Regions from separate parts of the Homo sapiens genome. Here region 2 is linked to region 1. A link is a loop called in an ENCODE intact Hi-C map of the cell type or tissue named here. Cell type or tissue: sigmoid colon. All regions are shown on one strand. Links, peaks and the distances in the headings refer to the core of each region. The heading gives the core; the rest is flanking DNA.

Region 1 (8,326 bases), core at 45-8,044:
GCCCAGAGCTGTGAGAGTTGATGCGAAGGGGGTTTTGCTCTATTCCCTTCAGACCCCACAGGTGAGAAGGCATCTCCAGATGGGTCATCTCTTTATCCTGCTCCTTCCTTTCCTTAAGTAAGAATCTCTCAGTTCAAGAGGCAGAGAAAAGGATTGCTGAAGGCAATCTGTCTCTTCATATCTCTTTCATTCTGCTCCTGGGGCCGAGGAAATGGGTGAGGAGGGGTGCAGGAGGCCCTTGGCCTGAGCACCAGGCCTGGAGCCTTCCCTTCCAGCCGCTGCTCTCCAGAGCTTGGGGTGCACCAGCTTCGAGGCTTTAGAAGCTTCTCCAGCAAGAAAGGCCCTTCTGAGGGAAAAGTGTGTGCGACTGGCTGTCTCCATTCCTTTCTCCATATAGTGTTGACCTTCGGAATTAGCTTTATTCCTGACGTGTACCAGAATTTTCAGTTAATCATGTAAACCAAGGCTCAGGTGACTTGGCTGTGGGCAGTTGGGGCCGGACCAGCCCCTGAGAAACTACTCCCATCCCAGACTTCGTGACGCTTCACTTGGCCAGAGCCCACTCCCAGAAAGCAGGGAAATGTGCCTTTCTGCGTAGCCCAGGCCTATGGAAAGAGGCGAGAGGTCAGGGACAGCTGCACTCCCTGGGCAGGCTGCTTGTGGTCCGGGAGCATCCCGTAGTCTCCCCAAGCCCCACGGCCGTGGGGACCCCGGGTCAGGGCATTATTGTGCATATCCCTGTCCTCAGGCCCCTCATGCTCAGGCCAGACCCTCACCCAGGTGCCCTTGCCCTCAGACTCCTCCCCTTCCAGCCATTGTCTCTGTCTCCATCCCTGTCCCTCTCTTTCTCTATCTTCCTCTCTCTCTGATTCCCTGGGGGCTACTTTGCAACCTCTGCTGAGTCAGAATTCTTCCCACTCGCCCTGACGTCCCAGGCTCCTCCTTGGCACCCTGTCTTCTCTGTGGCAGGGAAAGACGCCCAACCAGAGCTCCCACGTCCTGCCCTGGGAACCCCACTGCTCTGGGAAACAAAAACAAGAAAATTCCTTCCCAGGGTACTTGTTCTGTGCTGTTCCTCTTTGTTCTTGGTCACAGGGTGATTCCCACGTCCTTCCCACACTAACCCTGCCTAGGTGAGGCTGCAGCTTTGTGTGCCTTCCACAACATTTGCTTGCCTGGGGAGCTGCCTGCCTTTAATTATCTTTGGAAAGCATAACTGAGAAGAGCAAGACACCCGTCTTTTCTTTAGGGCTCTTGCCAGGAGCACTGCCTATGCAGCACTTCCCTCCAGGGGGTGCCATTCACATTGAAGTCTTCGTGACTGGCACTCCTTGGAGTTGCACAGTGCGCAACCTATGCTGCTGAACAGGGCAGCCCTGGCTCTGTCTTACTCTCCTGGGAAGCATGGCTCATTATAACACAGATCCAGGATGAGATACCTGAGAGAGAGAGAATCCCCACCAGTCTCTCCACTCATCTCACCTCCCTTTTTAGGTCTCCACCTCCTCCAAGGTGTAATATGGTCAAAGACAGGGCTCCTCCAAGGTGCAATATGGTCAAAGACAGGGCTGTGGATGCAGGCAAGTCCAAGCACACACTCGGGCCCTGCCACTCAATTGATGTTTTATTTTGTGCAAGTTTCCTAATCTAGTAATTAATCAAGTGATCCTCCCACCTCAGCCTCCAGAATAGCTGGGACTATAGACACGTACCACCATGCCCTGCTAATTTTATTCATTTTTTGTAGAGACAGCATCTCACTATGTTGCCCAGTCTGGTCTTGAAATCCTGGGCTCAAGGGATCCTTCTGTCTCAGCCTCCCAAAGTGCTTGGATTACAGGCATGAGCCACTGCACCTGGTCTAATTTTCCAATTCAGTAAAATAGGAAGTGACAGTTATGAGTCTTGTTTTTTGAGGATTAAATTCAGTAATGCGCATAAAGCTTTGGCCCACATGGCACGTGATTGGCACTTGAGAAATGATAGTGATTATTGTTATCTCTTCAAATAAGATTAGCATCCAGTCTTACCTACCACACAGAGATAGCCCCAGAAATAAAATGAAATGAGAAGTAGATCATCTCTAAGATCTTTGAGGAAGTATTTTGCAAGAATCCCAACTACTGTTGTTCTTCTCTCTGTATATAAAAAACGATGAACTGTGAAGCCCCTTTGCTTCCAAGTCACGCTCTGTGACTGATGGCAGATGTCGGGAAAGGCTCAACCAGGAGAGAGAAAGCTTGCAGGCGCGGGCGGCAGACTGAGGGCCCCGGGCGGGTGGAGCTCAATGAAAACCACAGACAGACAGCAGCTGTGAGAGCAAGCAGAGACCCAGAATGGCTTTAAACAGAAAGCAGAGGCCCACAGCAGGGAGTGAGATGAGACCAGGTTTAAACGTCACTTTCCCCTAAGTCCTTGTTCATTCACAGCTTCCTTCAGTAGCTCTGACCAGCTTTCTCAGCACCTGCCGACCGACAAACCAACCAACCAATGGAGGCTGGTGCTGGGGGTGGAGATGGCCAAGAGCCGGTGGTGAGAAGTGAGGGAGAATGGGGAAGAAGGGGCTCCACAGAGGGCACTTGATCCGGGACGGCTTTCCGGAGGAGGTGATTTCCTAGGCCTAAGGGGCCTCCGGGCAGAGGGGCCAGCATGAGGGAAGCTCGGAGGTGGGGGAGCATGGATTGGAGGAGAGAATAAGCAGTTGCTTGCTGGGGTGTCATAAGATGCGGCAGTGCACTCAACGCTACAGGAGCAGGCACGGGCCTTTTTCACCAGCCTAAGGATTTTGGAATGACTCTTCTATCAGCCAACAGTTTCCAACCTTATTTATGTACTTGTTTCTTTGATTCCAGCGATGCAGGAGAGATGATATTCAGACAGCCGACTTCTGCTGTGGGTGTGCCCCAGGTTATAAATCATTTCCATCAGGCTAGCTGGAGTCCCGGCCCTTCCTTTCCACTGAAGAAAGCAAATCAGAGTACCAGATAGCGAGAGTGATATTATCACAGGATAGCCTTGAAACTGCCATAACAAAAAAAATAAATCGTTCACAAATGTCAATCCTTCAACTACTATTAGCCCCAGAGAGACTGTTTGTCTGCCCCAGTGTGTCGCTGTGCAGAGGCTGAGAACGTCCCCTCTCCTCTTCCCACACCTAGGAGAGGGGGAGCCACTGGTAGATTGGGAGCAGGGGAGGGTCTGGAGTTTCAGAAAGATTTCCCTGGCTGCAGTGTGGAAGGGGGATTTGAGGGGAAGACGGGACACCAGCTGGGGAGGCTGCTGTAGTAACAGAATGCTGCCCCCACCACCCCTGGGTACAGTGGTGGCTGGGATGAAGAGCAAGGGCAGTTTTGAGAGAGCTAGAGGAGCCAACCTCCACCGGACTGACTCACTGGATGTGGAGTGATGGGGAGGAAGCTCAGGAACAGTGTCTGGTGTCCTAGTGTGGCTGGCTGGATAGCTGGTGGGACTGCCCACGAATAGGAGGTGCAGGAGGAAGAGGGCCGGGGTTGCAGGGGACCTGGGCAGCAGGGAGAGGGCAGGTAATGAGCAGAGTTGGGGATCGGTTGAGCTTAGTTTACCTGCCACCCCTCCAGAGATGTCCCACGTTGGGGGGACCCATGCACCTACTCCAGATGTTACCCTCCCCACTTTACAGCACAGGATTCTGCCTGGTGACATTTGATGCCATCTGTATCTGGCCACCCAGTGGGTGCAAAATGCAAGTTTGCTGATTAAGCAAAATCAACCTGAAGCAAACAAAGACTGATGTCCCCAAGGGATAGCCAGCTCCTTGGAGGCAGAAACCCTTTCCCTCTAGGGCAGAGCTTCCTCTGTGGGTCCTCACAGGGGAGGGTGGGAGAGAGACTGAACAAGTGAAAGGGAAAACAAGAGAGGAGAGATGAGAGGGAGGTGGAGACAGTGCTTCAAAGGAGAAAAAAAGAAAAAGAAGCATGAAAGAGAAGAAGAAAGAACAGAGAGGGGCAAAGGCAGGAAAAATAGAGGAGAAGGAGGAAGAAGATGGAGGGGTTTGGGGCAAGAGTAACAGTGCAGGCCAGCTGTGCCTGTGAGTTCACGGGGTTCTGCTTATTAAACCCCAGCACTGGCAACTTTGAGAAGATGCTCAGAGTTCTTTCCCCGCCCTGCTTCTCCCTCCAACTCACCTCAGCCTTCTCCTGAGCCTGCCACTCCACCCGCAGCACTGTCATCCCAACCCATACCTGCTCCTCTGAGATAGCCGTGTGTCCCCTGCGCAGTGGCCCCGTGCCCCAACTTGGCATCACTTGTCTCCATTGTAACGCGGCCCTTTTTTGCCTTGGTGTTGCTTGGTGTCTGCCTTCTTCCTAGAACTCTAAGTTCCCAAGTAGGCACCAAGCCAGGCACACAGGAGGGGGCTCATTCCTATTGCTGACCAAATGAACTCATTTACTAAGTTCCAAAATTTGTGTCAGGCACTATGCAGAGTTTTATATTTTTCACTAGTCCCGTGCAAGGTTTTACTGCTTCATTTTACAGAAGTGAAGCCCAAGACACAGAGAGGTAAGCGCCTTCCCTAGGCCACACAGCTAACAGGTGGCAGGGCTGGGATCCAAACCCCCGTCTGTTGGACTCTCTGCCCATGCCATCTCTGCCACGCCATCTCCAGATACCGTGGAAGACATGCTTCCCATGGGAACAGTGCTTCTTCCAAGCATATTATTTTTCTCCATTTTCATGCATTTTATTAAACATTTCCAAATCAGGAAACATGGAAATATTTTTTTAATAAGAAGAAAGAAAACATTGCAAATTGAGAAACTGACTCAGAAGGATTTGCCAGATGAGCCATCTGGTTTTTAATTTCAAAGAGGTTGACAGTGCTTCCCTCTAAGAAGAAAATGGACTGTGGAAGGAATGGCAGCTGGCTTCCCTCAAATGGTGCATCCATTTGCAAGGTGGAGAAGTTGAGCAAGACCAAGAGACCCAAGAGAAGAGAAACACACTCCAAGAAAAGCTTGGCCAGTGCTGGTGTTGAAGCTTCCCCGCTGAGGCCTGCAGAGGTTGCATCCAGCTGTGTGACACCAGCCAGCTGTCCCACCTCTTCCAGAGTTTCTCAGAAGCTTCTACAGGAAACCACTAATGGAGACAGAGATGCCACCACCTCGGTGAGAAAAAGCCACACCAACCAAACTCTCGTTTTCACAGAGCAAGAACAAGCTGTGGTTGTTTGGCGGCAAGTCGCATTTGTTTGTTGGAGCCATTGTGCTCTGGTGGTGCTGGTTTTCTCTCCTTTTAAAAATAACTGGAGGCCTTGCACCATGCTGTTAGTTCTTAGGGCTGGAAATAAAAGACTAGATTTAGAGTTGCCTTGGAAAGATCCAGGGCTGTTACCTTGAATTACCTGGTAGAGGAAAACGTCGTTATTTTCCTAAATTCAAAGCCAACTCTTGAAAAATAGGACACAGAGGTGAAGTGGATGGAGGGGTGGCTTTATACATGCATGTGGTGTCCTGGGCACGTGGTTTGATAGGCTTGTGATCAGCCCTGAGTCTTCAAAGCCATTTATTTTACATTTTAAGATGTTTATAAGGGAAATTGTTTTTGAGAAAAGAACGAACTATTTTTTTTTTTTTTTTGCCTTAATGTGAATTCACCCACTGGCACAAGCAGTAATAGCCCTGAAGTCACCCTAGGCCATTTATTCCTCAGCTGCCTTTGAATTTCAATGGGATTCTTTCACACGCCTCAAGCATTTCTGAAATGCTCCTAAACTAAAGGAACTCATAATACCCTTAAGAAATGATGATTTCACCCCATTTTCTCCATAAAGCTGGAATCACATGCCCTAGCATGCTGAAGGTACTTGATAATTAGAAGTTGATTATATTGGGGACCTGGACAAAGGCAGAGCTGGGAATGGGAATAAAACCCAGGACTCCATGAAAGTCTCTTTCCTTTCATAATAGCTTCTAATTCAGGCTTCTAATAGCTTCGAATGCCAGTCACATACAGAGCCTCCCGGCCATCACCTACTGGCAGTGGCTGAGCGGGTATTTTGCCAAGCTAGAATGGTTCCTGCCCAGGCACACGGGTGCTGCCTCCACGCCCCACCCTGTGCCCAGCTCACTACAATTGCCATCTTTAGCAGCCGAAAAAATACAGGTTTCAGTCCCAGTCTTTTCGCTTAGTTGCTGTGAGAAGTTAGTTAGGTCAGTTACGCACTGGAGCTTTGCACTGATTCACTGTAAAATCAGGTAACAGCTCTTATCCTGCTGGTCTTGTCCCACTGGCTTGTGAGAAAGACGAAGTGGAGCCATTCATTCATTCATTCATTCATTGGACAAGTATTTATTGAGTACTAGGGATACAGCAGTAAAGAAAACAGAAAAAGTCCTTTCCTCCATGAACCTTATATTGTAATAGGGGTTGTCAGTCAATAAATACAAAAATAGGCCACATATCTATTATGTCAGGTGGTGATAAGCGCTGTGGAGAAGAATGACTCGGGAGAAGCTGGCCTGCTGGGTGTGGGGCAGTAGTGCACTTGGAGACAGGGTGGGCGGGTAACACCTTACTGAGAAGCTGACATTTGTGCAAAGGCCTGAAATTATCTGGGATAAGAGCCTTCTAAGTAGAGATGTCCCGTGACTTATGATGGGATTACTTCACAATAAACCCACAGTAAGTGGAAAATATCATAAGTTGAAAATGCACTGAACGTACCTAACCTACTGAGCATCATAGCTTAGCCCAGCCTACCTTAAACGTGCTGGGAACACTTATGTCAGCCTGCCGCTGAGCAAAATCACCCGGCAGCACAGTGCCCTGTAGAGGACCTTGTAGAGTACTCATGATCACCTGGTTAACTGCGAGCTGCCCAGCATCAGGAGAGAGAATTGCATCACAGATCCCTAGGAAAAGATCAACATTCAGAATTTGAAGTACGCTTTCCACCGACTGTGTATTGCTTTTGCACCATTGTAAAGTGGCACCATTGTAAGTCAGGGCCATCTCTGAAAAGAACAGCAGGTGAGGGGCTCTGAGGCAGGAGTAAAGCTGGCTGGGTGAAGGAGCTGCAGAAACCCCAGGTGGCAGGGCCAATGGGCGAAGGTGAGATGGGCTCAGAGAGGCCCCCAGGTTGGGGGCCCCAGGGGACTTCGGCTTTTTTTCTGAGGGATACAGGAACTTTTGTCTTACTTTTTTTAGAGGGCCTCTCTGACTACTGTAACAGGACTAGCCTGAGGCAAGCGTCGCCCAGGCAGAAGCAGGGAGGCCAGTGAGGCAACTACTGCAGTGGTCCAGGTGAGAGGGCGGTGCTGATCCAGGTGAGAGGGTGGGGCTGGAGCAGGTAAGAGGATGGGACTGGAGCAGGTAAGAGAGTGGGGCTGGTCCAGGTGAGAGGATGGGGCTGGTCCAGGTGAGAGGGTGGGGCTGGACAAGGTGAGAGGGTGGGGCTGGTCCAGGGTGGCCACAGACCAGGGATGACAGGCGCTCCGATTCTGGAGATATTTTGAAAGCAGAGGTGACAGAATTTGATGGAGATAAGGGGTTTAAGCTGCAAGTCACCAAATGAAGAGAAGGGGCTGCAGCCACCCAGAAGAACAGCGAAGATTAAAAGGAGAAGCTGGGAGGAGTTTCTGTTTTCCTACACAGCAGCATCTGCTGCCTGTTCTTTCTCCACATCCGTGCAGCTGCCCTTGTCACTAGGACGAAGCCCCAGGTGAGAGGCTCCTGCAGAGGCTGTGACATACCTCTATCTGTATCACTTGCTGAAGGCTGATGGAGCCCGTGCACATTCACTCCTCACCGCGGCCTCGCGAGGCAGGCAGGACGGCATCATTACACCCTGCTTCCCCGAAGAAGCAGCAGGCCCTGAGTCCGTGGAGTGATCTGCTCAAGGTCACAGAGCCATTTGGCATGAAAGGCAGTCTCTGGGCTCCAGATCTTGTGTTCTTTCTGCTATGCCAAGGCTAACCATAGACACACGAGATGAAAATAGCACTTTTTTTTAGTGCACCTATGTGCCCGGCACTGCTCTAATCATTTTAGACATATCAGCTCCTTTAACCCTCACAGTAACTCTCTGTGAGGTGGTACAAGTATTATCCTCTTTTACAGGTGGGAAGACTGAGGATAAGTTCATGCAGACATTAAGGTGCAAAGCCCGGATTCAAACATAGGTGTTCTGGCCCTGGAACCTGTAGGTTCAGCTATACCCCAGCCAGCTTTGCGGCCTTTCTGCAAGCCAGTGTGTGGGCAGTAGGTGGATGGTGCTGATGCCACGTGTGGGAGACACAGGCAAAGAGCTGGGGTTGGCTGGGTGGGTCAGGATGGGATTTGAAGTGGG
Region 2 (8,326 bases), core at 127-8,126, 91 kb before region 1:
ATACCACAGTGGGTTTGCCAGAGTGCTGACCTAAGGGGGCTGTCAGCGGCCCATCTTTACCCGGAAAAGACCCTCCCTTGCGCCCTCACCATCTCTGCAGCCCTAGGGCAGGCCTCAGTCTTTCTGACAGGCCCCAGGGTCCTGATTAGGTCGGGGCCTGACCCCGCAGGGGCAGGCCTGCCCCTGGTCTCCACCTGGTGGCTTTGGGAATGGAAATGCTGGTTCCCACAAAGGCTTCTGGGAGACAGAAGCCTAAGATGGCAGGGTGCGGTGCACACACTCAGTCTGGATTCGGTGGCCTGACCTGGGGGATCCGGGGAGGGCGTTGGTGGGGGCAGAGGCGTGGGAGGGGCTGCTTCTTTGGAGCTCTCCACTCTGCTCCCTGGTACTGTCTGAGGCCCTGCAAACCTGAGCAGAGGCTGTGAGGGAAGACACATTTCTCCAGATTCCTCAGCTGTCCTGACAGGAAGTTGTGCATCACTGGGCTGACAGGAAGGAAATGGCTCTGCTGTTTGGAAAGAAATAGAGAATTCTGACTGGGGCTGAGGGAAAAGGTGTCTGCTTGGAGAAGCCGTTTTGTCCCGATATGAGGACTCTTTGTCTCTGCAGGCAGTTGCTCCCTGTTTATTTTCCTTTGAATGACAAGGATTGGCTTCAGTTAATGAGGAGCGGTGAGAGGAAAGTGAGAAGCGGCTTGTGAGATTTTGGGACACGGAAGCCTTCGCAGGAAACCTGGCCCTCTGCTTGTAATAAGCATCTTTCTTTCCCAGCTCCCTGCTTCGGGGACTGTGAGGTGACAAAGGATTTTGTGATCTCACACGCCGCTTTTTCTCCATCCACCAACCATACCTTTGCAAATGCTTTGATTTCTATTTCTTTTTACCACCCCAAAAACACAGTGGATCTTTTAATAGCACAAGGCCTTTTGAATCTCTAACCAATCAGTCTCCAAATCCTATCCAAAGTGCACTTAGAATAGACACTTTTAATAAAATATATTGCTTTTAAGCCAGTGTAAACCTGTGAAATTTGTACATTTCTTTTAGAGCATCTCTACAAATTTTACATTATTGAAATCACCACCCAGTGACCTTTTAGGAAATACTAGATAAATTGCAAGAGACAAATAGACAAACCAAATGGAGTAAGTACAATTTCCAGTGCCTTTCCTGCTAGGTTCCCAGTCTGAGTCTTAGAAATCCCTGACTCCCTGTGCCCCTCCCCCCAGCTCTGTGACCTAGCCCCTGCTCTGCAGGCCTCTCTGCCCACCCTGCCCCTGGCAAGGAGCTAGCAGCTGGGGTGTCATCTGAGAGCCATTTGCAGCTCTGAGAAGCAGCTCTGGTATGTGGCTCCTGGCACCTTGTCCCGTCTGTGTTTGTCTCTGCGCTCCATCATTCAAAACACTTCCACCAGTGGCCAGTGGCCAGGGCCCCCAGAAGGGCTCTTGGGGGTGGCTGAGGACTGCTTTAGAAAGGCTCAGATGCTCTGTGGCCGAGTCTGCCCCAGGCGAGGTCCTCAGCCTTGTCGAGTGAGAGCTGAGCGGGGGTCTGAGTCCAGCAACCCTCACTCACTGTGGAGCACTCTCTGTGCCTGGGCCAAACCTTCGTCAGCCAGGTGTGGATTATCCACTTTGTGGATTGCCTGTAGTGTCTTTTCCAAACCCAGGTCACGTTCGTCCCTGCTGCTGTCTCACTGCATGGGGACCTTTCCTCCCTATCAGCTGGTGGTGCTTAGGGGATGTAAATCAGGTGTCGTATCTTGTTTGTATTTTGTACAGGGAAAACAGAATTTGGAAGACAGATGGTCTCTAAAATCACATTACCAGAGCCTCCAAAGGGTCTCCTGGAGGCTCAGTGCTCCTTTGGGCTATGGGATCTGTTCCCCTTCTGGTGTAGGTACGCAGAGCCTTGGAGCAGTGATGGGGGTGGAGGGAGCACAACTGCGCCCTGCTTCCTGAGGTCTGCAGATCGCAGGTCACTCGATGGTGGTGGGCACGTGGTTATGCACTCATTTCATGGATAAGTGAACTCAGTCACCATCTCAGCTGCTTTGCCATCGCTACACAGCGACCTGTGTCAGCACCACAACTGGGGGTGTTACTTGGGTCCCCTGTATCTCAGTTGCTGTTTTTCCCATGGAGTGACCCGACTGCCCTCCAACATGGGGAGGGAGGGAGAGCAGAAGGCAGATCAGCGGTTAGAGATGTCCTGAGTGGCACTGGCCCTTCTGTAGGTAAAGTAGCTTCGGGAGAAACAAGGTACTGTCAAAGCTGCCCAGGCTTCATTCACTCCTTAATTTGATAATTAATTCCACAAACATTAATGGAGTTTTTCTCACATTCCAGGCACTGTGCAAGGTGCTGGGGGTGGGGGAGAAACAGAAAGATGACAAAGACTTGGTTCCCACACTCAAAGAGCTCACAGCCTGGTAAGCAGATGCTCAACGCACTTAGAATTGTCTCCCGAAGAGGCCTGAAGGGACAGGGTGGAGGAAGCGCAGAGGCGGAGGCAGCTCTGGAGGGTAGGGTGGTGGGAGTGGCGAGAACGGAGCCGGTCCTGAAGGTTGACTGGGAACGGGAAAGGCTAAGGCAGGGAGGTTGTTCCCGGCCCAGCAAGCACATGGAAAGGTTGAGGGAAACGAAAGCTTAGTGCATTTTGAAGGAGTGTGAGCAACTCGGTATGGCTAGAATTTATGGTGTGAGTATGAGATATGGGGCTGTAGAGGCAGGCAGGGGTCAGATCATGCCTTGCTTAGGGGGTCTGCCTTCATCCCAGAGGCTGTGGGGAGCCGCAGAAGGGATTTAAGGAGTGGGATGGCACGATTTGTGTCTTAAATTACTTGCTATGGAATCTACATGGTATAGCAGAAGGAGCCCGGGAGTAGGGGAAGGAGCTAGGCTCTAGCTCTAAATTCTAGATCTGGATCTAGCAGCTGGGTGACTTTGGCCAAGTCGAGGCCTCAGGGTCCTGACCTGTAAGATGCAAAGACTCTAAGGTCTGTCTTAGCCCTGACGTTCTCCACACCCGTGGCCGCCTTCCTGTTTGGCCCCCACACTCTCTGTTCTGTACTTGTCCATCCACCTCTGGCCGCCTGACCCCTGTCAGCTGGCTGTCCCACCGTGGTCAGCAGCTGGTGGCAGCTGGAGGGAGAGGGGTGAGTCCTCCAGGAAGCATGTGCACTCCTGCCCTCGTAATTCAGGCCTGCCTGGCTTCTCCTCTTCCAGCCCTGCGAGAGCGCCTTCCTCCCCGCTGACCTCAGCACACCTGGCTCCCCACGGCACACAGCCCTGGCTGGGCCCAGCTGTGTCTCTTCAGTGAGACAGTTCACCCCCTTGGGCCAAAATCCCCACCCACCTGGCCCCCACGTGACAAGAGGCAGCTGCTTCGGGGTTGCCACCTGGTAGCCCGTGACATCTGTGAGATGTCTGTGCATTTGGCTGGTGTGAGCTTTTTCCTTTGCTCTGACCCAAGCTTTGATAGCTCAGTGTGTCATCACCGGCAGTGGATGCCTGGGAGCCCCAGACTGGCTCTTCCTGCCCAGGGACCCCCAGACCCACTTCTGCAGGACGCCTTGAAACAGCTGTGGGTGGAAAGCCAGGTTTTCCCCCATAAGCATCACTCGTTCTGCTGCCTTCCTAGCTTCTGTGCTCTCGGGCCCAGAGCTCCTCCAGGGTGAGGAACCAGGAGGAGGAGTTGGCTGGGTTGGCTGTTTTCCTAGGTCTTTGATCACAGCTGTTACATGTAGATAGGCTGGGCGCGGTGGCTCATGCCTGTAATCCCAGCACATTGGGAGGCCGAGGCGGGTGGATTACGAGCTCAGGAGATCGAGACCATCCTGGCCAACATGGTCAAACTCTGTTTCTACTAAAATGCAAAAAAAAGAAAAACACAAAAAATGAAAAACAAACAAACAAACAAAAAACTAGCCGGGCATGGTGGTGGCGTGCGCCTGTAATCCCAGCTATTCAGGAGGCTGAGGCAGGGGAATTGCTTGAATCTGGGAGGCAGAGATTGCAGTGAGCTGAGATTGTGCCACTGCACTCCAGCCCAGCAACAGAGCAAGACTCTGTCTCAAAAAAAAAAAAAGGCTTAAACAATGGGTTCTAAGCAAATAAGTATCTGTTTAGTCAGTGGAACGAGGAAACAAAAGTTGATGGAGTTCTCCCCACAATTGGAAGTGTTGTTCCCCACCTAGATGATGGGGCCTGCAGGGAAGTGATTTTGCACGATTCTCCTCTTCTTGGGAACAGGCCATAGGGTAGCATCCCTTCATTCATTCATCAAGTATTTATTGAGTGCCTACTGTGTGCCAAGTCCTCTGTGAGGTGATGGAGCAGAGAGACAGAAAGGACCCCGACTGTGCCATGAAGCAGCCCTGAGCCTGGAGGGGCCACTCAGAGGGAGCCCAGGGGCGGCGGCTCTCGGGCTCCAGCCGAGTTTCCTTCAGACCTAGCCCCTTTAGCTGACAATCTTAAAGCCTGGTCCCGGAAAACAGGAATAGTGCGAGAGGGATGAAATGTGGGTGAGGAGAGTGAGACAAGGGTGGAGGTAAGAAAGAGGGATGGAAGAAAAGACGCAGCAAACTTTCCCGTGAGAGAAACGCTCCAGACAGCACCCCAGTTCCCAGCTGAGACTCCCAGCCACAGTCAGCAAGAACCCACAGGAGGGGAGGCCCACGTCCCTGCTCAGCTCTGCCCTGGCAAGTGGGGTCGGAGATGGGGCATTCCCTGCTTGGGGTCTCAGTCTCTCCATCTGTAAAACGAGGCTTTGGACTAGGGGAGCTCAGAGATCTGTTTAGAACTAATATTCTGTAACCGGTGCAGGGCAAAATAGACGGGGGGCAGGAGCCCAAATTAAGGCCAGTCGAGTATCAGGTGGGGTGTTCCTCTGGCTCCTCCTATTACAACAGCAAGAGGGACCCAGGGGTACTGTGGGAGTCCTACCATCTCCTCACTTGTACGAGGTACCTTCTGGCTGCTCTTCCGGCTGCTCAACACTCAAAGAAGGAAGGTGCTGGGTGTCCTTGTTTGCATATTTTTCTGGCACGGACACATTCTTCTTGGAGTTTCTTGACATTAGGGCCACTTGAAATGCTCAAGGTAAGGGCTGCTCTGCCTGGCAGACATGCGTCAGGTGCCTTTGGCTCCTCCCTGGCAAGTCTGCCTCCAGACGCCCTCAGATCCTGTCCCCATGCCTGGCCATGGGGCTATCTGACCACTGATGCCAGAGGGTCACACTCATCAGTCTATACAGAAGACTTGGAAATGTTTTGGCAACCCTGTGTTAGAAGAGTGGGGTTTCCTAACTGTATGGCTTTGGGTAATTGCTTAAATCCTCCCAGCCTTAGTTTTTCCATCTGTGGGTTAGGAGTGGTCCTCTCTACCTCCCAGCATCAAATAGGAAACTGTGCAAGAAAATGCTTTGTAAACAGGAAAGCCCTAAACTGACATCCAGGACACAGTGACTCAGTAGCAAATATATTCTGATATTCAGCCTTTTCCATGGTTACAGCCTCCTCTGTGCCAAGAAATTCAAGTCACCAAGGGTTAAAGCAAGCAAGGCACATGGCCGTGATTGTCCATAATTGATGAAATAAACCTTAAAGGAGTGACATATAATTAATTGCAATTAATCCAGGCACTGTGACACCACCTTGCTAAAAATACTGTCTACTAACAATTGCTTTGATCCAGCAGAATGATGTCTGCCCATGAGCCTGGCAAAGTGTCTGCTAATGGAGTGCACATAGTGGGTGTGGAAGCTGGCAGGTGTGGGGGCAGAGGGCGGGAAGGGGGCCCCAATTCTCTCAGACCCTTTGGCAGCAAATACTACATATATAGGGTGATCATATGATTCATTGTCTAAACTGGGACACTTTTGAGATTATTATATTAATGATTACCATTCATAGTAATAATTATGCCAGATAACAGGCATACACTGGACTCTCCTGGGTAAACCCGAATGTATCGCCACCCTCTGCATAGGCTGTTTTAAGCCCGTGGGAACCCTCGACTGGGAGAGTATTTTCACGTTCATTATCTGCTCTTCCTCACAACAACCCTGGAAGGAAGAAAGGATTTTTTAGTCTCATTGAATAGATGTTAAAGATGGTGATGGTGTCAAACGGTCCAGCTCTAGTCTTTGGCCTGGCTTCCTCGGTGGCTGACCCCATGCAGGTAGAGGACAGCTGGTCAGGACCGGGAGTTCTGGGGATGTGGAAACAAGTGCAGCTCAGGGGGAAAGAAGTAGCAAATCTGGCTTCAGTGGAGCAGGAACAAGCGACCTCCTCCGTGAAGAGCTCAGGGTGTAGGTCTCAGCCGGGACTGTGCTGCGGTCCTTACCAATCCTGGGCTTGGAATCAGAAGCTGTGTGTTTCAAGTCTGGCTCCCACAGTTCAGCTGTGTGATCTTGGCAAATTGTATAATCATTCCGTGCCTCAGTTTCTCATTTGTCAAGTGGGGACAGTTCCTTCCTGTGAGGATTAAGTGAGAGTTTATATGAAGATGGATGGGTAGACTCAGAGCCTGTCATATAACAGGTACTCAGTAAGTCCTTGTAGAGTTTGAATCTGTGGAGAGTTCCTAGAGGCAACACCTGTAGGGGAACCATGGAGATCCTTCTGCCTTGAAATGGCTCTAACTTGAATCAATTAGTGTGGAATGAGCTCCCGCCTTGAGATGGGGCTGCCTCATGTTCTTGGAGAAAGAAATGGAGGAAATAACCACATGGAGGAATTGGGAGGTTCCCTGACCCCCCCTAGACCATGGATAGTCTACTTGGGAGACTCTACTGCATGCCCCGTGATAGGCAGGACCAGCACCCAAGGAGTCTTTGCATCTTGCAGTTTCCTTGAAGCCCTGTACAGGCTGGTGGCCCACGTTGGTGTGTGGCTTCCAGCCTTCCTCCAGGCTCTCAGATGAACATGCTTGGACATGGGCAGGCAGTGGGGCTCGTGTCGTGCCCCATTGCTGGAATTCATGGCACCTCAAAGTAAAAGGTAGGCAGGTTGGCAGCAGTCTGGTGCCAGAGAGCTAGTGAGAGAGAGAAAGAATTATACAAGTGCCATGTTTGGTCTATTAATAGCCTGTGTTTGGTCTCCACCACTTCTATCAACATCGTCCATCACATCCAAACAATTGAAAAACCTGTGCCAAATGTTAGGAAACTCACGGCTGTGCTGTTTCTGAAAAACAGCATTTCTACTTCTTATGCCGCACTGAGATGCCAATAGTTCCATGCCAACTGGTTTTTATTTTTCCAGACCATTTCCCTTTATTTATGTTTAAGCTTTTGTATTGTTAAGCCAAAAGAAGATAGAGAACCTGGAGTAGGTAATTATTGTTTCTCCTGATTTGTCCTTGAATGAGGCATGGAGGAAATGTTCACTCCCCAAACCTGAATTGAGTAGCTGCAGAGGGGTGGAGAGAGGACTAAGACAGGGGCCTGTCCCTTTCAGACAGTGTTCAAGCTGGTGGATGGGCAGAGTGAGGATGTGGCAGAACACCAGCCCCACCCTTGGAAGGCTTAGGGCATTATCAGCCCTTTCTGTTACTGGTGTGTGGCCTTGGGTAGGCCAGAGTCCCTCTCTGGGCCTTAATTTGCTTGCCTATAGAATCGGGGAGTCAGACTTGATGGCTTAGAAGGCCTCTTCCAGCTAAGTCGAGTGTTGGGTGGAGGACTCACTGTCTCACGTTTGTTGGCAAGGCCGTGGGTGTGGAAATGGAAGGAAGGTGATGCTGCCCTCAGAATGCTGGCAACTCCGGGAAGCCTGGAAGCATGGCTGGGAAACACGGACGAGGCTGTTCTTTATCTGGGAAACTCCAGAACAGCCTCCAGAGATGTCTGTGGAGCCTGCAGGCGGTTGTTTTTCTCACCATATGTGATTTCTGGGTGTCTTAAAAATTTTCATTTGGCCCAAACATTGCCGGGGTTGGGGGATGATTTTGCCCAGTGTGGGGATGGAAATGGGTTTGCCTCTGAGCATCAGGTGGGTAGTAGTGGTTTTCTCCATTTTGGAATTCTCTGACGAAGTTGGAAGGTTCAGCTGGGGCCCTAGTGTTGCAGCAGCTTCTGGTGCAGACAGAGGCAAGGGCTGGAGGGAGGAAAGGGGGAAGGCCAATTGGAGGGGTGATAAGGCTGAGAGACCCAGGGTGGGGAGTTGTCTGTAGGCCTTGCTTTGTGTCTTTAAAACCCACATACCTCTCTGTGGCTATCAGGTGATGAAAATCAACATTATTTCAAGTTATAGCCATCTGAAATGAATGTAGCCAGTTCCCTGTAATTAGCTGACCACAGCTCCTGCAGAGAATCTGGGAATCTGTTGT

The links. A loop is a pair of places that touch in the nucleus more often than their neighbours do. Peaks named below come from ENCODE experiments on the same cell type or tissue, not always from the same donor. Only the 100,000 strongest peaks of a DNase experiment are listed, where the experiment ranks them.
Region 2: it touches region 1 in a loop (3-fold over the local background); 2 of 110 quality-filtered maps call a loop at or near these places.

The regions. Positions count from the first base shown.
Region 1 is chr1:154,742,215-154,750,540 of GRCh38, reverse strand. The region is part of intron 3 of KCNN3 (potassium calcium-activated channel subfamily N member 3); the gene reads left to right. Among named protein-coding and RNA genes, the nearest start is that of KCNN3, 120 kb to the left of the region's middle. RefSeq lists enhancers at 640-1,143, 2,039-2,248 and a silencer at 1,341-1,390. In sigmoid colon, for the core only: no CTCF peak of the experiment used is centred there; DNase peaks (open chromatin) are centred at 2,250 and 4,960; H3K27ac peaks cover 558 bases; H3K27me3 peaks cover 1,848 bases.
Region 2 is chr1:154,832,864-154,841,189 of GRCh38, reverse strand. All of the region lies in intron 1 of KCNN3 (potassium calcium-activated channel subfamily N member 3), which reads left to right. Among named protein-coding and RNA genes, the nearest start is that of KCNN3, 33 kb to the left of the region's middle. RefSeq lists enhancers at 363-657, 312-813. In sigmoid colon, for the core only: no CTCF peak of the experiment used is centred there; DNase peaks (open chromatin) are centred at 407, 3,159 and 3,679; H3K27ac peaks cover 474 bases.